Linked DNA regions of Mus musculus: all the other regions are linked to region 1. A link is a loop called in an ENCODE intact Hi-C map of the cell type or tissue named here. Cell type or tissue: left cerebral cortex. All regions are shown on one strand. Region 1 overlaps Susd1 (sushi domain containing 1). Region 2 overlaps Snx30 (sorting nexin family member 30). Region 3 has its middle 12 kb from the start of Hsdl2. Region 4 holds the start of Ptbp3 (polypyrimidine tract binding protein 3). Region 5 overlaps Snx30 (sorting nexin family member 30). Region 6 overlaps Inip (INTS3 and NABP interacting protein).

The links. Peaks named below come from ENCODE experiments on the same cell type or tissue, not always from the same donor. Only the 100,000 strongest peaks of a DNase experiment are listed, where the experiment ranks them.
Region 2: it touches region 1 in a loop (4-fold over the local background); 4 of 42 quality-filtered maps call a loop at or near these places.
Region 3: a loop joins it to region 1, with 11 times the contacts of the local background. A loop is called at or near these places in 17 of 42 quality-filtered maps.
Region 4: a loop joins it to region 1, with 5 times the contacts of the local background. A loop is called at or near these places in 4 of 42 quality-filtered maps.
Region 5: a loop joins it to region 1, with 4 times the contacts of the local background. A loop is called at or near these places in 4 of 42 quality-filtered maps.
Region 6: it touches region 1 in a loop (3-fold over the local background); 7 of 42 quality-filtered maps call a loop at or near these places.

What each region holds. Positions count from the first base shown.
Region 1 is chr4:59,378,311-59,383,310 of GRCm38, forward strand. Susd1 (sushi domain containing 1) reads right to left here. Exons shown (of 17, transcript NM_001163288.2): 7 at 2,551-2,648; 8 at 1,289-1,475. Among named protein-coding and RNA genes, the nearest start is that of Susd1, 58 kb to the right of the region's middle. In left cerebral cortex, CTCF peaks have their summits at 2,914 and 4,080; DNase peaks (open chromatin) are centred at 1,163, 2,868, 3,875 and 3,991; H3K27ac peaks cover 1,114 bases.
Region 2 is chr4:59,868,490-59,873,489 of GRCm38, forward strand. All of the region lies in intron 3 of Snx30 (sorting nexin family member 30), which reads left to right. Among named protein-coding and RNA genes, the nearest start is that of Slc46a2, 44 kb to the right of the region's middle. In left cerebral cortex, a CTCF peak has its summit at 2,613 (motif pointing left); DNase peaks (open chromatin) are centred at 1,344, 1,995 and 2,606; H3K27ac peaks cover 504 bases.
Region 3 is chr4:59,566,622-59,571,621 of GRCm38, forward strand. No RefSeq gene overlaps it. Among named protein-coding and RNA genes, the nearest start is that of Hsdl2, 12 kb to the right of the region's middle. In left cerebral cortex, a CTCF peak has its summit at 3,110 (motif pointing left); a DNase peak (open chromatin) is centred at 3,107.
Region 4 is chr4:59,546,375-59,551,374 of GRCm38, forward strand. It overlaps Ptbp3 (polypyrimidine tract binding protein 3), which reads right to left and starts at 2,990. Exons shown (of 14, transcript NM_178164.3): 1 at 2,774-2,990. In left cerebral cortex, no CTCF peak of the experiment used is centred here; DNase peaks (open chromatin) are centred at 1,063, 1,363, 2,481, 3,030 and 1 more place; H3K4me3 peaks cover 2,737 bases; H3K27ac peaks cover 1,239 bases.
Region 5 is chr4:59,857,129-59,862,128 of GRCm38, forward strand. It overlaps Snx30 (sorting nexin family member 30), which reads left to right. Exons shown (of 9, transcript NM_172468.2): 2 at 317-508. Among named protein-coding and RNA genes, the nearest start is that of Snx30, 54 kb to the left of the region's middle. In left cerebral cortex, no CTCF peak of the experiment used is centred here; DNase peaks (open chromatin) are centred at 2,776 and 4,942; H3K27ac peaks cover 780 bases.
Region 6 is chr4:59,778,526-59,783,525 of GRCm38, forward strand. It overlaps Inip (INTS3 and NABP interacting protein), which reads right to left. Exons shown (of 5, transcript NM_001013577.1): 2 at 3,729-3,809. The coding sequence starts at 3,753. Among named protein-coding and RNA genes, the nearest start is that of Inip, 2.8 kb to the right of the region's middle. In left cerebral cortex, a CTCF peak has its summit at 2,236 (motif pointing left); DNase peaks (open chromatin) are centred at 2,245 and 4,902; H3K4me3 peaks cover 909 bases; H3K27ac peaks cover 216 bases.

The DNA.
Region 1 (5,000 bases):
TGACAGTGACCATAGAGGTCACAATAGGACATGGGCTTCCCCAGAACTGGGGTTACAGTGTTGTGAGCTGCCACGTGGGTACTGTGGACGGACCCTCTGCAAGCAGAGTAAGTACTGTCTACTAAGCTGACTCTCTGGTCCTGAAGTCTCTGCAAAACAGAACCCATGTGAGCTGTGCAGGCAGCATTGTTGGCAAAGTGCTTGCTGCACCAGCCTGAGCATAAAGTTCACACAACTCACTCTGATTATGGAATATTTTTTAAATCCCATAAATTATATGCAGTGATCTATTCCTACTTTTCGCATACAAGCCTGTTTTTGTACATGCATGTGTTTATATGTGTGTATGGTTGCGTGTGTCTAGGGTGCATGTGTGTGCAGAGGAGCCAGAGGTCAACTCTGGGTGCCCTGAATTATTTATGTTTAACAAAAGGTCTCTCACTGAGCCTGGAACTCACTGGCTGGCCAGCAAGCCCCAGGCATCCTGTCTGCCAGCGCTGAGATTTCAGATACATGACTGACTATTCAGGGCTTTGAACACAGGTGCTGGGCATCCAAACTCAGGTCTTTATGCTACGTGCCCAGCACTTTACTAACTGAGCTGAGCCATCATCCCAGCCCCTATTCCTCTTTCTCTTTTTTCTTTTAGACATGGTTTCACTAAGCAGCCCTGACTGGCCTGGAACTTTCTTTATAGATGAGGCTGCCCTCGAACTCACAGAAACCCACTTGACTACAGAGTGCGAGGATTAAAGGCATGCACTACAACATCTGGCTCCTGCTCCTACTTCTTAATGCTCCTCTGGGTCCACTCCCCCATTCAACCAATATGGACCCCTCTGCACCCTCGGGCTGCCTCCTGCTCCCGCGTAACCACTGTTAGCCGATTCAGCAGCCAGACCAGTTCATAGTAAATAAGAAGCCACCCTTCAGCTCCTCTGTTCCTCCTCTTTCTTAAGCAAAGGAAAGAAAGGGCTGTTGGGCTTTCTAGCAAATATAAGCTGTAAGATCCTCTATCTCTTGTAGATCTGGAAACCCATGACATCATCATCTAATGTTCCTTCTGCTACCACCACTTGTCTCCAAGGACTCAGCTGAGAAACAGTTGCCAGCGCCATTCAGCTGGACCTCAACAGAATAAGAATTTTTCCTACTACGCCTACTCTGGCTCTACCCACGGAGTAGCTTCATCCCTCTGCCCACACCAACAGAAATCCCCTCCCCTCTTGGTTCTCCACATCTGTGCTCAGGACTCCCCAGGAGGAAATGCCTCTTTCCCTTTACCTACCAGGGGTCTGGAAGCCAAGGATGGCGGGCACAGAGCGCCTGGGAGGGGCTGCAGAAATGCTTATGGTGTAATTGGTTCCTTGTTGGAGGTGCAGGCACACTTCTGGGGTTCTGCTGTCTGTGGTCACATTGACTGTCTCCTCATAAACTGATTCCGCAGCATCCGGCTGCTGTCTTTCAACGCGTATCTTTAGAAGAGGAAAGACAAGAGAATCCACCATGACTCCAGTCAGAATAACGGAGGCTTTATGGTGCTGAGCGCTGTTTCTCTGAGGGTCCCATCTTAGATACTATGTAACCCCGGAGTTGAATAACCACGGAGGAGAGAGAGGGCCTGCTCTGCCATCAGGTACCTGAGGACCAGGCCTAATCATCCCAGGAACCAATGAGACCTAAGCTGAGACAGAAGTGAGAATTCATGGCTCTTCTGACCACAAAAGATCAACAATAAAAGGAAGTTCTCCTGCCAAATCAGCACGTGCGTCCAGCCTTCTCTGGGGCAGGAAAGCACAAGTGCTTGGAAACGAGCAATAAAGAGAATGCCAAACAGAAATGCCAGTCCCACACTCATACCTGGTCAGATGGCATACATGCTAGATGTGAAATATGTGTATAGCTCAAAAATCCCACCCATTTTTTAAAACAGGGCAATAGAACCAGAAAACAATTAGACTGACTAAGAACCTTCATATTTCTCATTGAAACCGTATAGCTGGAAGATAGCAGCACTAAACAGTGTGGTTTAGTTGGTGTTTTCCTAGTTATAGAAGCATCATTGGTTTGCCTTCCACCATGGTCACCTGCGTGATAACAGTGTTCACGGCCTGCTAGAGAAAACAATTCTTTTCTAAATGAATGGAGGTTGAAAGCATCTTCTAACCTTGTCTTGGCCTTTGTGTTGGCTCTAACTGAAACGTTGATGTGTGTTTTCAAGAATCTCTGTTTAAGAAGATGTGCCAAGGAACGGAGACTTGCATATTCAAGCAAGAGTCTACACCAGCTTATACCAAGTAATTAACTGTGTGCTGTTTCATGAGTTACACTATCTGTAGCTTGTTACTATACATTTGCAAACAAATATGGTTTCACTTTGTGTGACTGAAGGAAGGAAGAGGAGCCAGCAGAAGGAAAGGAAGGAGATGGTGGGTGGTGGGGAAGGAGGAGGGAAAATGGGGGAGGGGAAGTGAAGCGCCTATAGGCAAGTTCTTTTGGCTCATATTTCCATTTCTGCATTTGCAAGGTAAAGCACCTCCCTTTGCTTACCAAGTACACGATCCTGGCGTTCACTCTCTCTGGACTTATTTGCCATCTCACACAGGTGTCATTAAACACCAACACATCATGAATTTCTATCATTATTTCTAGAATAGAAAAATAAATAAATAAAAGAATTGACACATGAACCTCAACCATGGGCTTTGGGGAGCTCCTGGTGGACTCGGGGCCTCTGTCCAGCTGGTATCTCGGCTGCTCACCAGTCACGCGCTGGTTCGGATGCTGAATTGAGCAATTCAAGCAATCCCAGATGGTTCATCATGAATGAGCCTGGCCCATTGCCTGACCAGGCAAAAAAAGGAAAAGATTCCTGCCTGCGGGTGGGGAAGGGCTCCAACTGTGATTAGTCTGATGGGCCACTGGATGCCACTGCTGTTCCACTCAGAGGCTGCAGCGAGGCCCAGAAATGAGCTCCGACTGGAAGCTTCCTTAAGGCATACAGGAGAGAGCTACTGCTCCTCGCTCCTCTCAGCCTGGGTGGTAGGCATTCACTCAGGTGACTGCAGAATCCCAAGGGGGAAGTGGCATGTGTTACCATGAAGGACGGTCCCTCAGGTGAAGCTTGGGGCAAAGAAGTAAGTTCTCCACAGAGTTCCTGGTCACCCACGGTCTCCTCTAGCAGAAGCCATGGGATCCTGATCTGGTGAGAAGCCAGATTTCTCCCACTTGTGCTGGTTCTAAAAAACCTTGCACTTCAGTGATGACTCTGGCAGTGTGGGAAAACACTCGACTCCCTTAAGTAGCACAGTTTCCAAGGGGCGCTGCTATCCAACTACTTAAAAGTTGTTCAGCATGGCATGGGGGAACCTACCTTTTCACTTCTTAAAGTCAAATCTCTGACAGATAACTAAAGCTATTTCTCTTTGCAAATGGCATGATCTTAGATGCAGACACCTAAAGAATTCAAACCCTAAAAAACAAACAAACAAACCCATAAACCTATGAAGGCCAGGAAAGGAGTCCGGGAATGATGCAGGACATAAGGTAAATATGCGTTTCTGTACACTAGGAACAGATGATTAAAGGATAATAAAACAACTTTCTTTTACAATAAGATCAAAAAGGAGGGGAAAAATAACAACAAATACCCATTTTAAGTTAGGCATTGCTCTATCATTCCTGGAGACAAGAATTGCCATTCCATCCAAAAAGAATATTCCATGACCCTGTTTGAGCTTTCCTGCGGAGCCAGACACTTCCCAGGTTCTTAAGTCTAATGTATGCCAGCCCTGCATACACCTTGGCAACGTGACTGTTTCTTGCCTCCTGCTCTGGGGTTTCCTTTCTGTGGCTCACGCACTCCAGCACATGCAGCCTGGAAGGGGAGAGGAGTTAAATCCCCTGGGGATCGGCACTAGTGAACCAGCTATTGCCCTTTTTGTCCCTGGAGGCACTGTCATAAGTGACTGAGTTTCCACAGCCTTTCAGAAAGTTGTATCCGCAGTGGAGCAGTGTCCCGTACCCAGAGGAGATCCAGATGCTGCCGCACCGCCCTGCCCAGGGAGACCCGGATGCTGCAGCGCCCTCTACCCAGGGAGACCCGGATGCTGCAGCGCCCCGCCCCCCGCCCCCTCAGAGAGTCCAGGATGTTGTAGCATCCTCATACTGTTTCTTTCTTTCTCTTAGTTAGTTCTGTTGGTCCCCAATCCTGCTTCCTGAGTCTTTACTCCCCATTAATGTAATAATACGCACTTCTGGTTCTGTTTGGGGAAAAACTAACTCAAGACCGCCATCAAGATAAGTGAGAAGAGACTTACCACACAGGCACAAGGAGTTGTGTCTGAGCCTCAGACCCGATGTTCATTTGTTTCCTGTTCACTTATTTATTTACTGTAATCAGCTTGATGGGCCACTAGATACCACTGGAATCTACTCTGGGATGCTGGAGCGAGGCCCAGAACTGGACTTAGCATTATATGCTTACACTAGGAAAGTGGAGACTGATGGATAGATCCCTGTCCCATCTAGTAGGTGAGATCAGAGTAGTGAGAGATCTCATTTCAAAAGCCCAAGTTTGGTTCCCAGCACCCACACCCACATCAAACAGTTCACAACCACCTATAAGATCAGCTCCAAGGGATTTGACACAGGCACCTCTAGTCACTGCACACAGACACATCATTAAAAATAATAAAACTTTTTAAAGTTAAAAAACAAAACAGATGGCTACCGTGGAACAATACCCAAAGTTGACCTCTCTGGCTTACACACACACACACACACACATACACACACACACACACACACACACACACACACACACACACACACACAGGGGGAGGGTGGAGAAATGAGAATGATAATTCAATAATTCTTTACCTCAGGAAATGATACACCATTGATACTCCTTTTATTGGCTAAGAACAGATTTAGCCACCATGAGGAACAAGGAACCTGGGCCGGAAACACCCGTAGGTTAACATAATTCTCTTGTACAG
Region 2 (5,000 bases), 490 kb after region 1:
AAGTGTCTCACACTCTCAGCTTCTACTCTGCACTGCCAGCCTGCTAGGTAAGGTGGGCTGGATTTTTACTTTTTTCTTTCCTCCCATCCTCCTTTCTTTCTTTTTTTTTAAAATTTTTAATATTTTTTATTACGTATTTTCCTCAATTACATTTCCAATGCTATCCCAAAAGTCCCCCATACCATCCCCCCATCCTCCTTTCTTTAAAAAAGAAAAAAAATACAAAACACTATTTATGTATGTGTGTGTGTATGTTTGTGCATGTGTATATGTCTGTGTGTGTTTCTGCACACACATGCATGTCATAACACACATTTGAAGTCAGAGTGCAACTTCAGGAGTTGGCTCTTGCTTTCCACCTGGTTGCATGGTTTCTCTTATTTCTGCTGCTCCCTGTAGTCCCGGCTGCTGGTGCGTGCGTGTGGTGAGTCTCCTGCCTCTGCCTCCCATCTCAGTTGCAGGAGTGCTGGGGTTGCAGATGTGCACCACTGCACACAGTTTCTCACATGGGTTCCAGAGACTGAACTTGGCCTATGGAGCTTTTCAGTTAGATCTTTTACTACCTGAGCCATCTCCCCGCTCCCTGTCTCTGTCTCTCCATCTGTCCTCTGTCTCTGTCTGTCTCTCTCTTATGTGGTACTGAGGGTTAAACCAGGGCACTCATACTTGCTCTTCATATGCTCTATACCGAGTTGGACCCCTACTCTTTGAGGCAGAGTTTTACTAAGCTACTCAAGCTGGCCTTGAGCTCATTTTGTAGCCTAGGAGAGCTTTGAACTTGGAGGCAGCGTTAGCTCCTTCAGTATTTAGGACTACAGGATTACACCACCCTGCTCAAGTTTCTTTTTCCCAGTACAAGATATTATCTTATTTCTCAAGCTGGCCCAGAACTCACTATCTAACCCAAGTTAGCGTCAAGCCTGTGGCAATCCTCCTGCCTCAGCCCTGTGTACAGCTATGGTGCCTGGCTCTGATTTTCACTTGTATTATTACTGTCTGTCTCTGTCTGTCTCTGTCTGTCTGTCTTTATTTTTTTTGAAAAGGGAAATATCCCAATACCCCACCTCTTTAAAAGACTGAAGTTTGGTAGCTGGGCATTCTGGTTTACATCTATAATTCTGGCACTGAGGAGGTAGAGGCAGGAGTATTACTGTGAGTTCAAGGTCATCTTGGGCTACATAATGAGTTCCATCAAGTCTCTGCTACTGTACGAGACAGTGTCTGGAAAAACAAACAACAACAAAAAGCAAAAAGATTGATGCTTGGAAGTGAGTCTCACCGACCAAAACTGCTTTTCCCACTTGGCAGACATTCTTCTTGAGGTTTGGCTGCCTACCAAGAAGGCAAAGCCGACGCTTCAGATTGTGGCCAATGGGGACAGGAATCTGGCACACCATCCCTTCACAACCACAGTTTTTTATTTAAAACTCAAGCAAGAAAACCACTCACTCCTCTGTACTGAAGCAACGTGAATGGACCCACCCCGTACAACTCCCTGCCCCCCCCTTCTAAAATGGGTGATAACTAAAATTTTAAAGACCTAATAATCAATATACATTGGGTAGTTTTCCAAGGCCTTTAAGTTAAGATAATTATTACTTGTCTTTGGAGACTTTAGGAAAGTTTAGAGCGTATGACTATTCAAAGGCCAATTTATCCTTTGACAAGACCTTGATTGACTAACCCCAGGGGCTGCCCAGTTCCCAGTCGTATCTTCACCTTCTCACCTCTGTCACCCACCATGGCTATGTGTGCAGTGAATACTGGATGTTTGTAGGGTTTTGAGGTAAGGTGATCCCTGTGGCCAGGACAGGGCTGGAGGCAATGGGGCCCGCAGGAATCCGCTGTCCCCAGACTTCTCTTTTGCCACCCTAAGTCCTGTCTGGTCTTTTGAGTCTGCTTCTTTACTTTTCTGCCCTCCAGTCACTTAAGAACGTGCCTGAAAAAGAAGCAGCCATTTTAAAGCAGTCGGAACAAGACCTTAAAATAGAATCCTACTTGGCCAAATTGGCAGCTAGTGGTAATTTTTTTTAAACATATGCTTTTTATTTCAGAAGAGTTTTCGGGTTATTGTAAAAATAGGAGAACAGGGTTTCCCATACTCAGTACCCAGTTGCATTCATGGCTAACATTCTGCACAGATGTGAAATGCTTGTCCCAGTTAATGGGCTAGCTGGCGTCATCATTTGATAAGCTTTGTTTACTCGGTACTTTATTCCGAGGTGAGTATTTTGCCTGATGTGTTTCATTCCAGGCTCCCTACCAGGACATCGGTCATACATAACCCCTTTGGCAGTTTTTGCTTGTAACAGTTTCTCAAGTTTTCCTGGTCTTTGACAACCTTTGACAGTTTTGGGGTTTGCTAGCAAGGTTCAGTGGACATTTGTCTCAAGGTTTTCTTGGTTAGACCATGAAGATGGAGTAAGGTGTTTAGGAGTAGAAAGCCACCGCAGTAAACTGTTAATCCAGGTCACATGACTTAGGGGTTTCTGTTCTCTCTTTGCTCTTTGCAGGGAAACTGTTGCCCAAGCCCTGCTCCCCTCTTGGCTGTTCTGTTTCTTTTCTTTCTGGTTTGGCACTTGAGACTCAAAAGCTCGAGAGTGACACCTGCTGGTAAAATGTAGTGCCACCAGTCTGTAGCTCCCACGAGGCAGTGTATGTGTCTCTGGAGGATCCAGATAGTCTTCTGTAGTCTCCAGTGGCTGGGCAGTGTGGTGGGCAGGGAAGTGCTTTAGAAGCAGGCAGAGACTTAAGTTTCTTCACAAGACCTTGACCCTTAGCTGAAGTAGAGAGATTTAATTCAGGGAAGTATTTCTGTTTAAATAGAGAAGTCAAATGAGGAATGAACACATCATCCTACAGAAACTGTTAGAAGTCACCTCTCAGTATCTAAGCAGCAGCTGCGTCCTCACTAGACCCGGTAGCTAATCTTGGTAGGAACGTAGATAGGGTGAAGAATTTTAAGATAGACAAGGGACCTCTGCCTGAGAACTGAGTGTCGCCTGTAAACAGAGGCGGCTGTCTCATCAGCGCAGAGGTTAAGAGCACTTGCTCTTCTTGCAGAGGACCCAGGTTCTCAACATGTGCATGGTGGCTCACAGCTGAGTATAACTCCAGTTCCAGGGATCCGGCATCCTCTGGTATCCACAGTCACTGGGCACACATAGGAAACATAGACATACATGTAGGTAGAACCCCCATACACATAAAAATATATTTTTTAAAGAAATCTGAACTAAACCTTAACAAAAATGGAGAACTAGGTAAGTGTGCGGCATAATTATTGTTTAGGTTTTGTTGTCTCCTTTAACAGAGAATTTATTTTTAAATTCTTTATTAGACTTATTTTATGCGTGTTTTGCCTGCATATATGCATGTGTACCATATGTGTGCTTGGTGTCCAAGGAGCTCACAAGAATAGATCTCTAGGAACTGCAGTTACAGATGGTTGTGAATCAGCACACGGATGCTGGAATCAAACCCATGTCCTCTGAAGGCACAAGTGCTCTTCATCACTGAGTTCTGTTTTGTTTTGTTTTGTTTTGTTTTATTTTGATACAAGGTTTCTCTGTGTAGTCCTGGCCATCCTGAACTTTCTCTGGCCTCTAACTCAGAGATTTACCTGCCTCTGCCTCCTGAGTGCTGGGATTAAAGGCATGCGCCATCACCACCTGTCTAAGACCTTATTTTTACTTTTATGTACATATGTGTGTGCCCATGGAGGTCAGAAAGGGGAGCCATATTCCTTGGGGACAGAATTCTACATAGGTGACTGTGAGCTGCCCCATGTGGGTGCTGGAAACTCAGTCTGGGCCCTCAGCAAGAGCTGAATGCACTCTTAGCCACCGAGCCTTCTCTCTGGCCCCATGATCCCTCCTTTTTAAAAAGTCCCACGGAAGCCACATCTGCACAGCCCAGTCATTTGAAATGTACGTTTCAAAGCTTTAGTGTATTCAGATTTGTAGAACAACCAACAAATCAGTGTCAGGACCTTTTAGCACCCCAGAGGGAAACCTCAAAGTCCTCGCTGTCACTGTCCTCTCTGGAGCCTGGTGGCCTCACCTCTGTCTCTCAGGTGTCGTCTTCTTTCTTACATTCAGCATGTTCCAAGGGTCACTCACAGTGGAGCACTGGCTAGGACTTCCTTCTTACCGTAAGGTGATAGTCTGTGTGTGAGCATACCACATTTTGTCTGCCCACCCTCAAATGGAATTTTGTTTGTTTTCTCCTTTGGCTCTTAGGCATAATACTGTTACAGACATTTGTGTATAAGTCTTCCTGTGGCCAAGTATTATTTATATGGATGCAGACCTAGGAGTATAATTACTAAATTATATGTTATTCTGCATGTAATCATTCGAGGTACTGCCAGCCTTTTGACATCCCCTCACATGGTGTGTGAGTTCTGGTTTCTCTACATCTTCACAAACAATGATTATTATCTGTCTTTAATTATAGCTGTCCTAGTGGGTGTGAGGTGATATCATAATGTGATTTTTTTTTTAAATTTGCATTTGCCTGACAACTGAGAACATCCTTTGATGTTCTTGGTGGATATTTGCATGTCTTCTTAGAGAAATGTCTGTTCCATTTAATTTCTTAGAGATTTATTTTAGTTATGTATATGTTTGTGGGTATGTGAGTGCCAGTGTCCTTGGAAGCCAGAGGTGTGGATGTCCCTTGTCACTGGAGCTGGAGTTACAGGTGGTTGTGAGTCACCAGACATGGGTACTAGGAAGCAAACCTGTGCCATCTATTTAGTCCCCTCTTTGCCCCTTTAAAAATTAACTCTGTGTGCGTGTAAGTAAGTAAGTAAATAAAGGAACTTTAGAATCTATTCAAATTGGTTGTGAAACCTAGGGGACGGTGGTCTTGAGGCATCTGTCAGTTTACTTCTCTCTATCTTAGATTAGCTGTTGTTAAACGTGAGGATGGCTGTGCTTTCTGATTTGACTGCTGAGGCGGGGAGTGTGGAGATAAAACCATTTCTTGAAAAGAAT
Region 3 (5,000 bases), 190 kb after region 1:
CATGGTGTTTGGAAAGAGTGTAAATAGGACTCAGCAGACAGTGACAATACAACTGCATAGCTCTTTGTTGGTCTTGCGTCTTCACTGGTCTTCACTTTGTGAGAGAGGCATGGCAGAGAACTCCAGCTGGTCCTGGTCGCTTCCACTGACTCCTGCTGATTTGGTGGATGCCTGGCAGTTTCTGCTGGATCGTGCCACCACTGCTGATTCATGCTTTCTATCCTGACACCACTGAACTGGACTGCTGGCATCCTGACAAATGGAGATTGAAATGACCCCAATGAACTACTTCTAAACAGGTCCGCATCCCCTTGTCCAAATCTTTTCTCCCTACCTTTGGACAGTGAGCTAGATAGAAAGGAGAGTCAAAGCATTTGAGAACCCTTATTAAAGTAGGTTTTTAAAAAAATCTAAGCCTATGGATAACTAGAACTTGAAGCACCCTATGATCCAGTAATCCACTTAAAATCTACACACTAAAGATCAATGTATATGTTTAATATATCTGTACTCACACATATTGCAGCCAAGAAATGGTTCATGCCTGCAGTCCCAGTACTCAGAAAGCTGCCATCAATTTAAGGCTAGCCTGGACCTCAAAAATAAGACCTGCAGGGCGTGGTGGCACATGCCTTTAATCCCAGCACTTGGGAGGCAGAGGCAGGCAGATTTCTGAGTTCGAGGCCAGCCTGGTCTACAAAGTGAGTTCCAGGACAGCCAAGGCTACAGAGAAATCCTGTCTCGAAAAAAAAGAAAAAAGAAAAAAAAAAAAAAAAGCCCTGCATGCATTATCTTCCCTTTATAGTTGCTATCTATTCTCTCACGTTTTTGTGTTCTCAAAAAACAACAAAAAAAGCAAACTTCTGTTTGTTTTTTTATGAGCTCGAATCTTACTTGGAGTCCAGGGCTTGCCTGAAACTCACTACCTTCTTGACTTAGCCCCCCAATCAGTGAATTACAGGCATGGATCACCACAACCCGCTTTTGATAATGTTCTCCATAGCCATGTCTTTTCTTTGTAGGAGAGACACTGAGATCCTGGACAGCGTGTTGTTGTTTTTCCTTTAACCTCCTCAGCCTTTGTTTTGCAGGCTGTTGCTACTGCCGTTCATGACATTTGCACTCTAGATTTTTCTCCGTGGTGTTGCAAACCATCACAACAACTTGCCCTCTGGAGATTTTCAGCAATTTTAAGGGACAGTTTTTGGCTGTTCAAACTCAGAACTGGCAATGGATGAGGCAAAGTTACACAACAGTGTCATGTATCTAGTGCTGCTCAGCTAGCTCTCCTTGTAAAATAGGTTAGAGTGGTAGACTTTATGTTAGGTGTGTTTTACTATAGTAAGTGGATAAACTGGCAAAGGGTGCTATTGGCATCTATAGATTACAGACCAGGAAGTTATTGAACTTATTATATAACGCCCACAATAGCCTTCTACACAAGAATTATTTAACCACAAAGGCCAACCATTAAGGTTGGGAAATCTTGCTGTCAGTTATTAGCTGTGTCATGAAAAATATACATGTGATTATCCATCGAGCAAACAGTTTTACTTTCAGAAATATATGGTAGAGAAATAGGGGTGCTGAGCAAGAGTACACACATGTCCAAATATTTTTTATGGCAACACTTTATCATAGAGACAAGTCTGAAAATACCTAAATGTCTTAAATTTGTGTTTCACCGCAGATACAAAGGATTACATTAATTTGGAACACACTCAGATGAAGACAGACTATAAACTGCTTTTAAACAGTTAAGGTAGGGAATTGATAAGAAAGTTCAGCAGGCAAAGGTGCTTGTCACAGAGAGGCATGGCTATCTAAGTTTGATCCTTGAAACTCCCTTAAAGGTTGGGTAGAGAACTAAGTCCACAAAGTTGAAGTCATCCTCTGACTTTTACACACTCACCCAGAGCACACACATCCACAGTCAAGTACACATGATGTACACACACACACACACACACACACACACGGTTAAGGTAGGTTTTTTTTGGGTATAAACATGGAAAGAGCTCTGTAATACACTCAGCAAAACAAAACCAGAAGTGGGCTTGCTAGTCCATGCCTGTAGCCCCAGAATTTGGAAGGCTGACATGGAAGAAGTGTGAGTTCCAGGCCAGCCAGGGCTACATAAAAAGACCCTATCTTAAACATTAAAAAAAAAAAAAAAAAAAAAAAAGAACAAAACTATGTTTTGATACAGTGTAGTTGATATAAAGTCTTCCCTCTGCTTTAAAGAGATGAAAAACGTAATGATAATATAAAGGCCAGTATTAGAAGAGGGTGCTCTCTCCCTTGCCTTTGGGATTACACATCATCACCAGGGAAATACAAATGACAGTACAGGGATGAGGATATCCTACAACATCGCATAACCCCTGACAGTAATGAAGCAAACAAGAGGAGACACAGGAATCCTATATGGAAGGTTGGTACCATAACAGAAGCAATTGCTACACTCGGAAAACTCCAGGGATTTCTCAGAAGGCGACTCTGGGGCAAAGCGACCTATCTTGTGTGAGAAGAAAACGAACATTTTCAAGAGACCCTTGACTCTCCTAAAGTCACTGAAAATATCTGCCCTTGGTCATAACATACAGTTAATTTTTTTTCTTTTTAAAAGATTTATTTTTTAATTAAAATTTTAAAAAATTCAAAACAATTTTAGTGTGTGTGTGTTTAAGCATATGAAGGTACCCATGGAGTCCAGAAGAGGAGGGCTTTAGATCGCATGAGTCTGGAATTACAGGTGGTTGTTAGCCACCAGATGGGGGAGCGTTTAAATACAAAGTATTATTATCTAGGTGCAGTATCTGTAATCTTAGCTCTTGAGAGGGAGAAGCAGGAACATTGAGCGCTCCAGGCCAATACATTTCTTTTAGGGATTTAAATGATCATTACATTATACATTCTATATAACATATTTTGTTTTCTCAAAACAGTTTTCTTTAAAGATTTTTTTTATCTATATGTATTCTTCTTGATGGCAGCTCTATAGGGAACCTCGTATTTTTTGCCTTAGCTCAAATTATAGTTGTCTATCGCGATGCTAACATTTTTCTGGTGGGCAAACTTGAATTTTAAAGAAACACCGCCACCTGGTGGTAGTTTGGACTGTTTGCTTTCATTTCTCTTTGGTGTGTGCATGGACGTCCTGGAGCTGGTGAGGCCGTTATTTGAGATTGTGAAACTGCTTCCTAATGCTTCTTGCACAGTTTTACATTCCTTGCTGCAATGTCTGAGGGTTCCAATTTCTCTAACCCCTGAACATTGGTTATTTTCTATCGTTTTGATTTTAGCCATTCTGTGGCTACAAAGTGAGGTAAATTCATGGTATTTGGTTGCATTAATGCTGCTGTGCGTTTCCCTGTCTGCGTGTTGACTGTTTGCTTGTCTTTGGGGAAGAATTTTCTATTCAGATCCTATGGAGGTTTTTTCTTTTGTTTCTGGAGATGGAGTGTCCCTGAGTGGCTTAGTCTGAAATCATAAATCATACTTTTGCACTCAAACGATCCTCTTGCCTCAGCCTCCAAGTGTTTCTAGATTTTTTTTTTTTTTTTTTGGTTTTTGGTTTGTTTGTTTGTTTGTTTGTTTTTTGGTTTTTTGAGACAGGGTTTTCTGTGTAGCCCTGGATGTCCTGGAACTCACTCTGTAGAACCAGGCTGGGTGTTTCTAGATCATTGATATTTTTTTTTTCAACTTAAAAATTTAGCTTTATTTTTATGTGTATGTCTGTGCACAATGCATGCATCGCTGCTCACAGAGCCAGAAGAGGACCTCTGAAACAGGCATTATAGACTGTTGTGAGCTGCCGTATGGGTGCTGGGAACGAATCTGAGGCCTCTGGAAGAGCTGCCAGTGTTCTAACCACTGAGGCATGGCTCCAGCTCTTCTTTGATCACTTTTTTAAAACTACATGCATGCACCTGTGTGCCACAGTGGCTACAACTTGGAGAAGCCCAGTTCTCCCCTTCCACCGAGCGCATTTAAACTCAGCTACTCAGGCTTTGCAAGCGCTTTTACCCACAGAGTCATTTCGGTAGCCCACTTTGTCCATTTAAAACTCTCTGGCCAGTTATCTTTCTTGCTATGTTGTGAGTTTTTCATAAATGCTAGATACGGGCTGGTGAGATGGCTCAGTGGGTAAGAGCACCCGATTGCTCTTCCGAAGGTCCAGAGTTCAAATCCCAGCAACCACATGGTGGCTCACAACCATCTGTAACGAGATCTGATTCCCTCTTCTGGAGTGTCTGAAGACAGCTACAATGTACTTACATATAATAAATAAATAAATCTTTAAAAAAAAAAATAAATGCTAGATACTAGTTCTTTATCATTTAGAAGATGTTAGATCTGGTTGGGTGCTCTATAGATCGCTCTACCACTTTGTTTTTCTTCTTTTCTAGATGGGGTTCTCATGTAACCAGGCTGGTACCAAACTCACTGTGAAGTCAAGAATGGCCCTGAGTTCCTCCTGATCCGCCTACCTCCTCTTCTCTAGTGCTCGGAGTGCAGCCGTGTCCCACCGTGCCCAGTCGTCTTTCCATTTCTTGATAGCATCTTTTGAAGCACAAAATACTTTGAGAGTGGCTGAAAAAAGTTGTTCAAAGACCTCAGGTGTGGTACCTGCTTGTAATTTCAGCCTCCGTTTCCCAGGCAAACTGGCTAGTAAGCCTAAGCCATATCTTTTGGTGAGCTCTGGGTTTGATTGAGAGACTGTCTCAAGGGCAACAACCCCTAGCCCCCCAGATGAATGCAAACACATGTGCACTACATAATTATACCCCCATCCATGTAAGAACATACAACACACACATAAAAACTGGGAAGGAGGGCACTTGGGAGGGAGAAAATAGATTTATGGAGTACCAGGTAAGGGGCAGGGAGCAGGTAGACAGTCCTATAACTAGAGGCCCCTCTGCCTATGAAGTTCTAATCTGCTGGACCCCAATACCTTTTATCTCTCTTGCTTGGGCTTCTGCTGCTGAATCAAA
Region 4 (5,000 bases), 170 kb after region 1:
CAACATCAACGCAAGAAACAAATTACTCTCTAGTGTGTAGGAAAGAACAGTTGTGCTTCAATACAATAAGCATGTGTTTATCTCACTTTGACAAGTCCAAACCGAAACTGAAATCATCAAAGTTCATTCTTTTAAATCATTGACAGGAGTGATCACACCCTGAAGCCTCGGTAAAACAGAACCTGGGCTTGAACTTTACAGCCACAAAAAGCATCTTGTAAGTCAGCTTCATATCACCCGAAAGCCTCACAAAAGCATGACTGTCTCCCAGGCTAATAACTACAAGCATCAGTTTGTACACACCATTCAGATTTACTATTTTAAAAATGTTATCCATCAATACTGTTCTGAATACAAAAAACCATGGTAGAAATGAACATGAACGAACACACAAACACACAAGAACATACATGAACACACACACACAGGGATGGGGGGGGGGAGGCAGAGAGCTGGGATTCGAGGAGGAACTAAAAATATGTTGGCTAGTATGCTTTGTTTTTTTTGTTTTTGTTTTTTAACTACTCAGAATAAAGGAAATGGGCTTTTTGCAAGCTGTGGGAAAATGAAATTTAATAAGCTTGCCTGGGGCATAGGTCACTATATTAAAAGCGACACTCTATAAGATAATGTGTGAAAACTCCTATGCAGCTATACCAAAACTGGCCTCTTCTATAGCTTCAGTTAGCAGTTTAGCTCCATATTTCCTAAAAGAAAGCTACACATCAGTTCTGTATTACGTTACTAATCAATAGAGTCATAATTTCCTAAAGGTATGTAAACTTGCCTTTGCATCAAGTGGTATAAACTTCACTGTTTTAAACAATAACCATTCCTTTTTTTCCTTGTGGAGTCCTGAAACTTGTATTCATTTCTCTGAAACGTAAGCCTGATAAATAGCTGATACACTAGACTTTTTACGAGTGTGTAATAGTATCTTTGCTGGTCCTGATGTACAAAACAACATTTCCCCATTTGAATGCCTCCGTCTGCATCACCGGCTTCTTAGCTTTAATTCCACAAGCAAGGCAAAGTTCTTAAAAACTATCAACAAGTCAGTTTGGGAAGGCTAGGGCAGAGAAGTATGAGCAGAATGAATGAGGTGGTGTGTGTGTGTCTATGTGAAACATTTTAAAACCTGTTACTTTGTAAGCCAACTAAAAAGGTAATTTTTAACAAGATGTAGTAAGTAGCAAATGCTCACTAAAAGCCTATGGATTCTCTGTTCTGGATCAGATAAACCGTAGATGCTGAATAAGGGTGACTATTCCTAGTCACCCTTGCCCCCCACCATTGCGCTGTGGGGGAGGAGCTTGCACTTCACAGTGAAGAAGCGAACAGTCAAGCCCTTTAAATCTCACCACACAAAAAGCTAACTTGTTTCCCCACACCCGAAGTTGAACCTTCTGAAGACGAACACTTCATAGCCCTTCCTGAACTGATATAATGGCACTTATGGCATAAATCACTGAAAGTTATTTCACACGTAAAATGAATCAGAGTCGGGTAATGAGAAGCCAATGCTCAAGGTGAAGCGTTCGCTCGCAAAGTAGCTCCCATTAAATAAAAATACTTTAAAGAGCATCACAACCATAAATCAAAATCTAAAATTGCACTTTGATATCTGCAGCAGTGTGCAATCTGCATTCAAATGAGATAAACCATATATCACAATATTGTGAAATTAAGATAAACGAAACCTAACGAGGGCAAAAATTGTAAAATTCTAGTGTCCTCACTTAAACACGTATGATCAACTACGCGGCAAGTTACTAAATGTATTTTACTTTTCAAACAAGTTATATGCTCCACCATTCCGCAGTTTATAGAATCCTTGTCAACAAAAGTCGGCGGGGGAGGGGGTTAAGGAACAACTCAAACGGCAAAGGTTTAAATAAATAAAAGGTGGAATTTCTAATTGACTTGGAGTTGTTGGTGGTTTTTTTTAATCTTGACTATATGACCCTCAATTCACGCTTTTTATTAAAATACATCAGGTCCTGCCCCATGTTCCAGAGTTCCCAGAGAAATTACGAGCTCGGAAAAGGTGACTGTAAATCTTTTTTTTTTTTTCTTTTTTCTTTTTTTTTTCCCCCTTTTAGTCACAGACCCCATTTAAACCGAGCAGTTGAAAGCGCCCGGAAATCTACACTTACACAATATCTGACATCGCCCGAGGCGAATTCACGAAGTTTCTTGGGGGTGGGGAACGAAGAGGAAGCGTCCCTGGTGATAAAGTGCAGACGCTCGGTATTTAGAAGTGGTTAACGTATCTCACAGCCCAAATCGGGAGACCCCGCCGGTTCCGAGACCCGCACGGGCCCGCAGTTCGAGACCCGGTCGCCGCCCAGACGGCTGTCGCCGCTCGCCCGGGCCCGCCGCCGGGGGAAAGCTCCGCCGCGCGCCCCACCCCACCGGTAAACAGCAACTCCCCGAGCGCCGCGGCCGCCTCAGCCTCCGCCCCCGCCAGCGCCGCGCACCATTTTCTGAGAGGAAGTGTGGGGAGTCCGGCCCGGCACCCCGGCCCTGGCTCGTCTCTGCTTCCCGAAGGCGCCCCGAGGCTGCGAGGGGCGGACGTGACGGGGGCGCCGCGCGCAGGAAGCGGAGACCGCGGCGGACAGACCCCCGCGCTCCCAAGGTCCCTGCCGTCGGGCTTAGCCCCGGGCCGCTCCTCCGCTAGCCGGCGTCGCGCCCTGCTCCCCGGCCTCGGCGGGACGCGTCGCCGAGAGGAAACGAGGCCAGCGCAGCCCCGGAACGGCCACCCGGCACTTACCCATCCATGGCCCAGATGGAGGAGCGCGTTGTGCGGGGATTGACGGGCTCACCGCGGGCGGAGAAAGCGGGCGGCGGCTCCGGGAAACCAGCGAGCGGAGCCGCTCCGCAGCTCCGGCCGGTCAGAGGTGGAAGGAAGAGTGGGAAACAGGGGCGGGGACCGGGCACGCTCTCGCCAGCGCCGCGCCCCCGCCCTCCCGGCCCGCGAGCGCGTTCCCGCCTCGCCTGGCCCCGCCCCCTCGGCGTCGACGCCCTCCCGGGGCTCGGCTGGACTCCAGGGCGCCCTCTTCCCGCCTTCGCCTCTTTGCCCCGCCCCGACACCACCACCCCCGCCCATGCCTCCGCGCGCGTGCGCGCCCCCCGCCCAGCGTCGCGCCTGCGTTCGCGGGAACGCGCGCCTTGTGCTTCCCGCTTCGCGACTCGCCCTCCTACAAGCCCGCGGGCCTTCCGGCTCCCGGGACTCAGGCTTAGGGCCCTGAACGGTGCTGGCTAGAAAAGCCTGGGGACCCCAGGGAACTTTTGAAGCAGAGCAGAGTTACTACTGGCGGGCGACACTGCTGGCAGCACGGCAGGGGACCCGCGCGACGTCCACGGGGCAGGGGTGGACAGTGGTCTTTCCGGACCTGAGAGCAGCGACGGTAGCCTGTCCGCCAGACCCTGACCTCCGAGACCTGCACTGGACGGATAGGTGTGGTTGGGAAAGAAATGAAGTAGATGAGACTGCCCAGGACTGAAGTCCATCTTCACTTTCACACGGTTTTAATCTGAGTGCTTTTCTACCCAACAATCAAATACTAAAAGAAACTTTCATTGCATAGCTATTTAATGGCCATTACAATGCCAGTATTTTATAAGTTTATTTATTCATCCTTCCGCGGGGCGGGGCTGGGGGAGCCTGATTGGAAAGGATTAATGTTTTCCCAGGTACGCGAGAGATCTCCGAAATTTCACAGCCAGAAAATGTTTTGTTTGCACCAAAACCCTTTCCTCTAGTATGAGCAAAACCAAGTTACACGTAAAACGTAAAACAGCTATTTAGTACATATAATGTGTATAACTAGTGAGAACACACGTTCCCCCTCTTTCAAAGCACATCTACTTCTGAACGAACGGAATGCTTTTTCAATTCACAGATCATTGAAATTTGAGCCATTTAAGCCATGTCTTCAAAGTCTGCCCACACCATTTCAAAGGAAGTAACAACTTCAATCTCTTTCCTGATTACCTACTTTAAAATAAGTAGACACTTCTTTAAAAAAAAAAAAAAAAAAAAGTATAACCAGCTTGCAATTCAGGAAGGTCATTTTTAAAGAAATTTCAGTTCCCCTTTTCAAGAAGATGTCAAAAAACATTTTGTATGTTAAATCTAAACATTAAGTTTAGAAACATTTCCACCCTACATTGCCACATGGGATTTTAAAATAGCAACTTGGTATATAGGCACATAACTGTGCCTATAATTCCTACCTGAGTTTAAGGCTACCTTGAGCTACATAGTATGTTTCAGGCCATCCTAGGTCACAGAAAAATAAAGTAATAATAAAATGTCAGAGAAAAGCAGCGGACCAGGTGGTGATAGCACATGACTTTAATCCCAGCACTCACTCAGGAGAAGAAGGGAGAGGAGAGAAGAGGAAGGGAGAGAGAAGAGGAAGGGAGAGAGAAGCAGCCGATGGAGTGTTCTATTGCTGTATTTGAGGTATATTTTATAATAAATTTCCCTGTTTGTTTGTTTGTGTTTGTTTTTAGTTAGTTGCTTGGTTTTTCAAGATAGGGTTGAGATCTCTGTGTAGCCCTGGCTGTCCTGAAACTTACTCTGTAGACCAGGCTGGCCTTGAACTTTGACATATGCCTGCCTACTTTAACTATTTTTAATTACAATATTTTAATTTACTTCATTTTAATACCCCATAGTACTTCATGATTTAATGTGCCATATTTTATTTAAGTTTTTTTCCAAAATAGTGGATGCCTAAATTATTTGTAGCTATTCAAAATAATTAACAATGCCACACAAAACATCACATAGCTATGACCACATATGGTTACATCTATGGAATATAATATTATAGATAGAATTCCAGAACAAAGGGTATAAGCACATCAAATTTGATAAATACCATGAAGGTAATTCTAAAACCAATATGCCAATTTACAAGGTTTTTAAAATAATGACTGTGTAACAGCTCTAACTGTCCTAGAATTCACTTTGTAGCGCAGTCTGACCT
Region 5 (5,000 bases), 480 kb after region 1:
TTGATTAATGATTAATGTGGGAAGGCCACACTCACTGTAAGAGGTGCCATCCTTGGGCAGGTGATCCTGGGGTGTTCTCAAAAAGCAGGCCGAGCACGCCATGGAGAACAAGTCAGTAAGCAGCGTCCCTCCATGGCCTCCGTTCCAGCTCCTGGTTGAGGTCTTCCTTTGACCTGTTCATTTGAGACACGTGGAGTGAACAGAAGCACTGGGGCTGTCAAAGTTGTTGTTGAGGTGTTTCTGCGGTGGCTGCGGCAGCTGTGGTTGGTGAGGTTCTCCATCCCTGTGGTCTAAGGATGCTCTTCTCTTCCTCCAGGATCTCATCTTGCCCAACGGTGGTACTCCAGCAGGCACTGCCAGCCCAGCTTCTTCATCTTCCCTTCTGAACAGACTTCAGCTTGATGATGACATTGATGGTGAAGCCAGAGATCTCTTTGTCACAGTTGATGATCCTAAGAAGCACGTCTGCACAATGGAGACCTACATCACATACAGGATCACCACCAAAGTAGGTCTTGTTTCAGAATGTCGGGGTTCAGACATGTGCTTTTGTGTTTGGTCAGTTGACACAGGCCAGGCTCATCTGGAGGAGGGATCTCCAATTAAGGAGATGCCTCTATAAGACTGCCTGTTGGTAAGTATGTGGAGCATTTTCTTAATTAATGATTGGCATAGTCTCAGCCCAGTATAGGTGGTGCCACCCCTGGGCAGGTGGTCCTGTGATGTATAAGGTAACAAACATGAGCCTCCAGAAGCAAGCCAGTAAGCAGCCTTCCTCCAAGGTTTCTGCATCAATTCCTGCCTCTAAGCTCCTATTGGGATGTGTATGCCAAATAGACCCTCTCCTTCCAAAGTTTGGTCCTGGTGTTTTATCACAGCCGTAGGAATCAGCCTAGAACAGTGTGAACTGAGATCCTCTTAGAACCTAGAGCAGTGCTCTTCATGAACTGGGGTCCTCCCAGAACCGCAGTGCCCTTTGTGGACTGAGACCCTCCCTCTGCCTGTGCTTCGTCTCCTCTGGTTACTCTTACTATAGTTATGGGATAGAATGATTATATTAAAAGCTAAAAGGATTATATACTTTTTTATTCTTAAAATGAGGAGAAGTTATGGCTGAAGTAGTTTAAATTAAACATTTAATCCCCATGATACCTCTGTGTCATATGCCAGTTTTGCTTAATGTGTCCATTTCACAATATGCATGGCCTTATATCCACTTAAATCTGTAGTGAGACCCTGGTTGTAATTTGGCCTAAATGTAGTTAAAGACAGAAGGGGCCTGAACCTAAGCCTTGTGACGGCCTGCCATGCCTTCTACCAGACAGACAGGGGACAGTTTTCACAGCAATCCTAAAAGGCTTTTGTTAGTTAGAATTTTATAGGTGAGGAAACTGAATAACTTGTATGGGGCTACAAAATTGTTAAGTATGTTTCTAACATGAAACTTTAAGACTACAGTGTTCCCATTCTTTATATAATTTCCTTGTAAAAGAATACTTTAATTCTTACTCTTTGGCGGAAGGGTGGGGATAGATCCTAGCGCCTTATGCCTGCTGGGCAGATAAGCACTCCACCACTGAGCCCCATCCCTAGGCTGTGTTGTTTTTCATGCAGGGTTTCTTGACTGGCAGTATCCATCTTTTGGGATGAGCAACACTTTCTGTAGGATGTGTAGTGACACCCCTAGGCTCTGTCACTAGGTACTTGTAGCTGTTTCCAACTATCTCCAACTCCCTTTGTGACAATCAAATATATTCAGACACTGCCAGATATCTGCTGGGGATCAAGGTTGCTCCTTAATAGGAAATTGCTGATCTAAATCATCTCTATTACTAAGGAGAAAATTCTTACCATCACTTTGTATTTTATAATTTAAAAGTACTTTACAAAAAGCAAAAAGACAGGGAAGAGGGATGGGGACCTGGCAGAGTGGGGTGGGGCGGGGAGAACTTGGTAGGGTTAGGAGGGATTAAGAGGGAGGTAGCGAATGTGACCAGGATATGTGTGTGTGTGTGTGTGTGTGTGTGTGTACACATATGTATGTATGTATGTATGTAGTAAGTGCTTTAGTCAGGAAAGCATTCTTTTTCTGTTTTTCCTTTACCACAAATCACATACTGTGGAAAGAATTACAGATGTTTCATGAAGTTTTATGGGTGGTGTTAGTAGCTCAGATAAACTGCATCTCTCTTCTTCTTCTTCAGTCCTCAGCCTCTCACACCCCAGTTATATTGGGAATTGAACTTGGGGCTTCACTCATGCCAGGCAAGTGCAGTACCACTGAGCCATGTTCCTGGCCTCCTTTTTACTTCAATTAAGAAAATGGTTTATTAATGATTTTTTTTTGGGGGGGGGCTGGAGCAAGGTCTTGCTGTGTGTAGCCCAGGTTGACCTTGAACTCGTGATCCTCTAGGGTGACAGGGTGTGCCTCTATACCCAACAAACTTTTTTTTAATTGTAAAATTTTGGTAGGTTCTATACCTGTTTAAATTATTAGGAAAGATAAACAAAATGAAATATGTTCACATATTTCTTCATCTTTTATTGGATGGAAATACTGTGTTTTAAAATCACACAAATAGTTTAACTGGTTGTAAAACACAAACAAATACAGAGGCGCAAGCCTGGCCTCCCTGTTCTCCTCGGCTGACAATCTTCTCACCAGAAGCAGCCGTTGCTGCAGTGGTGTGCCTCCACTTCTTTCATTTACGGCACACACGTAGAGTACACACAGTGTGGGTTCCAGTGCGTGTGCGCTCTTGCTTTTCCTCCCACTGGACAGTGCTGCTGAGGCCCTTCTGCTCGCATCGTTATGCTTAGCTCACTCTCTGGGCCTCTGCCTGATTATGCAACGATTATACAAATGTCTTTTTAAAAAAAAATTTTTGGTGGACATTTAAACCATTCTCAGCTTTTTAAAGTCACCCCACCCCGTCTTTTCGCACCTGGCTCCCAAGCACAGGTCTGAGTGAGGGCCTGGGGTGATTTGCATAGCTCCAGGAATTCTTAGCATTTGTTACCTCTCCCTCGGGGTGAGGTTACTTTTCACCCTGCAGTCAGTAAAACACAAAACCTGCTTTTCTTGATTGGGTACATAAGCAAGCGGCCTGGTGGCAGGGTGACTGCCTTGCTGGCAAGCAGCCCTTATGCACCCTGACAGTTTTCTACACTGCTTGATTCCTGTACCCTGCAGTCCTATTCCTGGCCACACACAGTAAAGAGATCCTGCAGGGCTTACCCGACTCACTGGCTAATGCACCTGCTATCGCTCCCCCATCTCTCCTCTCCTTGCTCCATCCTAGCCTACCCCTCCCCTCTGCATTCTTATCTCTGTCCTTTCTCCTGGGGTTATTTGATTCCTTGTAACTGAGAAACTGCCATTTCCAAATTATATCCTGGTTTTCCACTGGGGTGAGCAGTCACTGCTGAGACCTTACGTTTTATTATCATGATAGGTAGTGACATCTGGGAATGAGAAAGAGGAGGATGAGGTCACAAGATCCTGCACTGGGACTTGCATTCTGCTGAGGACCTCAGACAGCTGGTGCAGGGCAGGCGGTGCTACAGGTTCAAGGCTCTGATTCCAGATCCTCTAAATGATGAGTGTGGTGGTGATTGATAAATGATCTCTCCACCAGTAAAATGGGCCAATTCAAGCCAGATTAAAAATATATAAATGCAGGTTTATTGGGAAGGTGTCCTGGGTGGGTGAGTTTGATGGCCCCAAGGAAGGAGACCAGGGAAGTCGCCATGGGGAAAGAGAGAGGAGAGAGTGAAGAGAACGTGTGCTTGCTCACAAAGAAGGAAGAAGGGGCTGGGAAGAGGATAGAGAAGAAGAGGAAGAGGAGGAGGAGGAAGAAAAGGAGGAAAAGGGAGAAAAGGAGGAGGAGGAAAAACCAAAATGTCTGAGTTATACAGCAAAGAGCCTCTGGAAGAAGGGCAGCCCAGCCCTTGGGCTAGAGAGTTCAGGGTTGGGGGCAGGGTATGCCAGGTAGGGACTGAAGGATGCTGGGAGAACCTGGAGGCTAGGTCTGCTTTGGTATGTAAAATATGCACCTCATCTGCTTGTTCTGGGGCCTGAAACCAACTGATGGTGGTGGTGGTAGTGGTGGTGGGGTTGGTGGTGGTGGTGAGAGACAGGGTCTCACTATGTAGCCCTGCCTGGTCTGGAACTCACAGAGATCTGCCCACCTCTGGCTCTTAAATACTGCGACTAAAGGTGTGTGTTATTATGCCCCTAATTCAGACTGTTTCTTTTTTTAATGTTTAACATTTTACTTTATATGTATGAGTGTTTTGCCTGCATGCATGTCTAGGTACCATCTGCATGTCTGGTGCCCTTTGGAGGCCAAAGCCAGCGTTGGATGCCCTGGTACTGGCGCTGCAGATGATCATGAGCTGCTGCGTGGGTGCTGAGGCGCAAACCTGGTCTTTGGAGTCATCCACCAGTCTTGTCCACTGAGCTACCTCTCTGGCCCCTCTAATTCAGATTCCTGACGACTGGTACAGAGCCATATTGCCTGAGCTGAAATTAGCTGAAGGCATTTTGTTATGGAGTGCTCCATCAAATCTCTACGGTTCTTGTCTTCCTCTGTGACCTGGAGGTCAGCACAGCCCCTTCTCAGGGCTGGAACCTCCTGGCTGTTTTCTCTTCAGCCTCTTAGAAAGTCACAACACAGTAACAGCTAATTAATTATTGGACACTTAACCACGTGTCTATCCATTTTGTGGTGGAAATTTCAATTTTTATTTTATGTACTTAATCTGTTGTAGAAAACAGAAAAGGAAAGTAAGCTAAAATAATACAATGCAAACATGCCCATAAACTCAGTCAGAAGTAACTGTGGGATGCCTCTGTTCTTTCATGAAAATGAGCATTTGTGTGCAGCCAGCTCATTACTGCACTGCAGATGCTGTTCTGTGCTAGCAAGTTCCAGGCAGCACGCTTGCTGTCATCTGAGACTAGAGTCCTGTTCTCTCCACGGGATCGTTGGTTTTGT
Region 6 (5,000 bases), 400 kb after region 1:
AGCTAAAAAGAGACTGGGAGAGGGAGAAAGACACAGAGAGGGAGAAAGACAAGAGGAGATTCCCAGAATTACAGCTTGAGTAACTGTTAGGCTACTCAACTATTTATTAGGCTTTTGAAATTCCCAGGTGCTTTTATTTATGGAGGGTTTACACTATATGACAACTAACTTTTAAAAATAAGTTCGGCCGGGCAGTGGTGGCGCACGCCTGTAATCCAGCACTTGGGAGGCAGAGGCAGGTGGATTTCTCAGTTCAAGACCAGCCTGGTCTACAGAGTGAGTTCCAGGACAGCCAGGACTGCGCAGAGAAGCCCTGTCTCAAAAAAACAAAACAAAAACAAACAAACAAAAAAAAGTTCCTATCCAGCACTGAATGTTTCGTCTTAGAAAATTTTTGAAAGGATTTTTGCTTTGCCTTTGTAATTATTGCTTTATAAACATACATAATACCCCAGAATGCTTTCAAATAAAAGAAATATCAAGTCTATACGTTGCTCAACTGTAATGAAAATTTAAAGAGTATAATAGTTGTTACCTTGAGCTGGGTATAATGATAATACTGAAACCCCAGTACTTGAAGGCAGTGCTATGTTGTCACAACCTAGAGGCCACCCTGGTTTATACCTTCAGTTTAAAGCCACCCAGCAAGGCATCTCAAAACAAACAAGAAAAACTAACAGTTTATTTATGTAACAATTTCTTTTTTCTTTTCTTTTTGTAGTAGTTGAAGATGATCTCTCATTTTTGATCTTCCTGCCTCCACCTCCCAAGTGCTGAGAATACAATTAAAAGCTACCACATGTGAAAACCAAAGTTATCTTTTAAATTTTAATTTACTGATCCATAAAACTCTGCCTCTGAACTGTAAGGCCCTTGCCCAAGGACAGATGGTTCCTGAGATATAACAAGCCACACATACACTGTTCTTAACTATTCTCACAAATCTACCCAGTGTGCTTAACTACCTTCTAGGCTCTCCCAATAAAGCCAATAATTAAGTAAGTACAATGGATATTTGGCCCTTGCACCAGAGACATTAATGAATTATAAGGCATATACTAACACTCATTTAAAAAAAAAATCATGTTTCTTCAGATGCAGAGACCTACAGCCAAACATTAGAGAGAGCTTGGGGAACCACAAGAAAACCTACAAAAATCAACTAACCTTGGCCCTTAGAAACTACTGCCAATCAGAGAGCATGCATGCCTGGGACAAGCCTAGGCCTTCTGCACCTGTGTAACAGTTGTGCAGCTTTGTCTTCATGTGGGACTCCTAACAGCCGGAGGAGGAGCTGTCTCTGACTGTTACCTGACTGCTGTTGGACCCTGTCCACTAATTGGGCTGCCTTGTCTAGCCTCAGTAGGAGGAGATGTGCCTAGTCTTACTGCAGCTTGATATGCCAAGGTGGGTCGATATCCATAAGATTCCCTCCCCTCTTCTGTGGAGATATGGGGGAGGGGATATGAAAGAGAGGAAATGGGAGAAGAGGAGGGGAGGAAGCCATAATCTGTATGTAAAATGAATAAATAAAAATAAAAATAAAATAAAATGTATACTTTAAAATGTAAAAAAAGAAAATCATGTTTCTTTCCGTTACTATTTAAGATAACCAAGGCATTTGATAATCAACCTCCATCTAATTTCTATGCACACAAACAACAGAGAAGTAGAGATGTTATACTAAAGGTGGTAAAATACAATGAAGATTTAAAATTTTTATTGAGGAGCTGCAGAGATGACTCAGCAATCAAGAGCTGCGGTTGCTATTTCAGAAGACCGAGGTTTGATTGCCAGCACCCATACGTCTAGGGGAGTGGAGATTGTCTAGCCTCCAAGGGCAATGCATGCATGGAGGCAATACAGGCAAAACATTCAAACGTGTGAGAGTTCCAGGCTAGCCAGATGGCAATGGTCCCAGCACCCTGGATACACAGACAGGCATATCCTTGTAAATTTGACGCCACCCTTGTCTACAGAGTGAATTCCAGGATAGCCAGAGCTACATGGAGAAACTCTGTCTTGAAAAACAAAAACAAAGAAAGCAAAAGAACAAAACCAAACAAAAACCCTGGCCAAGCCAGGTCTATACAGTAAAGACCCTATCTCAAAACAAATAAATGAACATCAACAAGTATTAATTTTTAAAAAACTTTTGAGCATCAATGAATATTAATTTTTTAAACTTTTCACTGAAAATCTTCAAGTCTATAGAACATGATATAGACTCCCCCTGCTGGTGTCCAATAGCAGCAGCTCCATGGTGATACCAACAGAATTCCTAACGGCAATGAAAGTCAAATGACTTAACCAACTAGTTACTCTTTAGGTTTTGGATGCTTCATAGTAGATCTGACTATGAGCCAACAAAAAGCTACACTAACAGGGGTTGTTCCTACTGTAATTGCAGAGAGAAAAGTTAGAATGAGATAATTTATATGTTTTTATTGTGTGGCTTTTTTTAGTATTTTTTTTTTCTTTCCTAAATGGATTTCTCATAGTTTTCATTGTGGTTCAGTTTGGGCAGAGGTTGGGGGGTACTGAGGATCAAATACAAATTACTTTAATCTGAACCTTTCAAAAGAAGTTAAGAGACCATAAATACAACCTTTACCTGAGATGATGAATCAAACATACCTAAAAGTCAAATGGTTCGGGCCTGATGTGGAAAGAGACCTGTTTCAATTATTGGCATAAAAATACTTACAAAATGATAGCTAATACCTTTACCAGGTGTGGTGGCACATGCTTTTGATTCCAGCACTAGGGAGGCAGGCAGAGCTCTATGTTGGAGGCCAGCCTAGTCTACATAGTGTGTTCCAGGCAGCCAAGACTACATACCTTGTCTCAAAAAAAAAAAAAAAAAAAAAAAAAAAAAGAATCTGGCCATACTTGTAAGCCTAAGCAATTAAGAGGTTGACACAAGTCCAAGACATAGCCCTCAGAAAGCTAAAAACACGTGAATACATTTTTATTTCAACAAAACATTTTTTAAAAATTTCCTTAACAGCAACTTGTACCTAACCTGATTTGATTAAAAACGTAACAGGTGAAATGACTGAAACTTTTATAGCAATGAAGATAAAGGCATGGTTATTATCTGACAACGGTTTTAAAAGCAAGAAAACAGATGCCAGAGGATACAGTTTATGATGTGGGCTGGGGAGGTGGTTCAGTGGTTAAGCACTTGTTCCCAAAAATCATGAGGACCAGGGTTTAGATCCCGAGAACCCACATATATGTAGCATAATTTCAGCCTTGGAAGGCAGAGAGGGGAACGGTAGAGAAAGCTGGCTAGCGAGAGTAGCCAATGGGCAAGCCCTGGATTTGACTGAGAGACCCTGCCTCAATGAATTAGGTGCAAAGTGCTGGAAGATGATCCTCGATGTTAACCTCTAGTCTCCACATGCACGCCCACCCCTACACACACATGCACCCATACACATGCAAACATGCAGATACACAGATGCACGCTATACAAAAGTAAATAGAAGGAAAAAAGTTTACGATGTGAATCACTAATCTTGACAGGTTAAAGTAAAGAATTAGTAATGTTAAAAAATATGTTGCTAATACAGTGCTAAACTGATTTTAAATTGGGAGATTCCACTTTGCTATTCATAATTCTGGATGCAGTAACTGCTCTATACTAAATTTTCTCTACCTCAAATATATTTACTGTATGGGAGAACGTTCCTAGTAATAACAGAAGTCCCAGCATGCATTACCTTGTCCTGAAGGATTTGCTGCCATCTTCCTATTCTGGGTCAATTATATTCAGTGGCCACTGATCAGGACTTTACAATCATCTGTAAAAAAATTTTTGTGCACACATAAAATGCACTGGCCTTAAATTACAGACTCAAAAAAGAACAGCTAGGCTGAGTTTGGTTTCTTAGTCTCTTAAGAAAGATACACGTAAAAAACACAGACTTAAATCAGAAATTTAGCTCTGCAAATTCCTCATGCACTTCATTAAATGAACATTTTTTTTTTCTAGGACTTAAGTTGTTAATACCAACATTTAGCATAACTTTTAATTTACATCATCAAGATGTATTTACCAAATATATCAACCTTTTGTAAAGTATCCACATAATCAGTGCTAGGAAGAAAAATAAAATTCTATAAAAAGCACTCTCCGTTCATTTAAAAAACAAATTCCAGCATTTGCTGTGCTGGTGAAAGAAAGAAGGAAAGAAAGAACCAACCAACCTAACAAGTATCTACTCTGCGCCATATATTGTGTAAGATGTGTCCCCAAAAATGTTTTTTAATGAGCATTTTTATGTACGTGGAGGCCAACAGTCACAAAACTAGTAAGGAAACCTGGACTCCTGGTTCCTTTGTGTGTGTGGTGCATGTGTGAGCAGGGCAGGAAAAGGCATCAGATGCCTTGTGCTATCACTCTCTACCTTCTTCCCTTGAAAACAGGGTCTCTCACTGAGCCCGGAGCTAGGCTGCCACCCTCACCGATCCTCCGTCTCTGCCTTCCCTCAGCTCTGGGGTGCAGGTGTCTGTCTTCGGCCATGGATGCCGGGAGATTCCAACACAGACCCTAATGCTTGGGCAAGTGCTCTTACCGGCTGAGCCACCTCTCCAACCCCAAGCCTGCTCATCTCTAAGTTTAGAAATAAAAGTTTTGCATTTGGCCACGCCGGAATCACAAGACAAACTCCTCGACCCTTGAGTTTCATTCAAGTAATCACACGGGATTGGGGATGGAGGGGGCGGGGGAAGGAAAACTAATTTAACAAATGTGCTCTTTAAAAACGTGACCGCGCATAGCGGTAATTCCAGCCCTCTGGAAGATGAGGCAGAAGAACCCCGAGTACCCGGCCAACCAGGGCTACACAGCCCGACCCTGACTCAAAACAAAACAAGGCGCGAACGGGATTGCGGAAGTAGAGAACTATTGTTGAGCGAAGACACGAGCTCTAAGCAGATGCCGGGTGGAAAGGACTCGCGTCTCCCACGGCTGGGGCTGGAGCACGGCATGG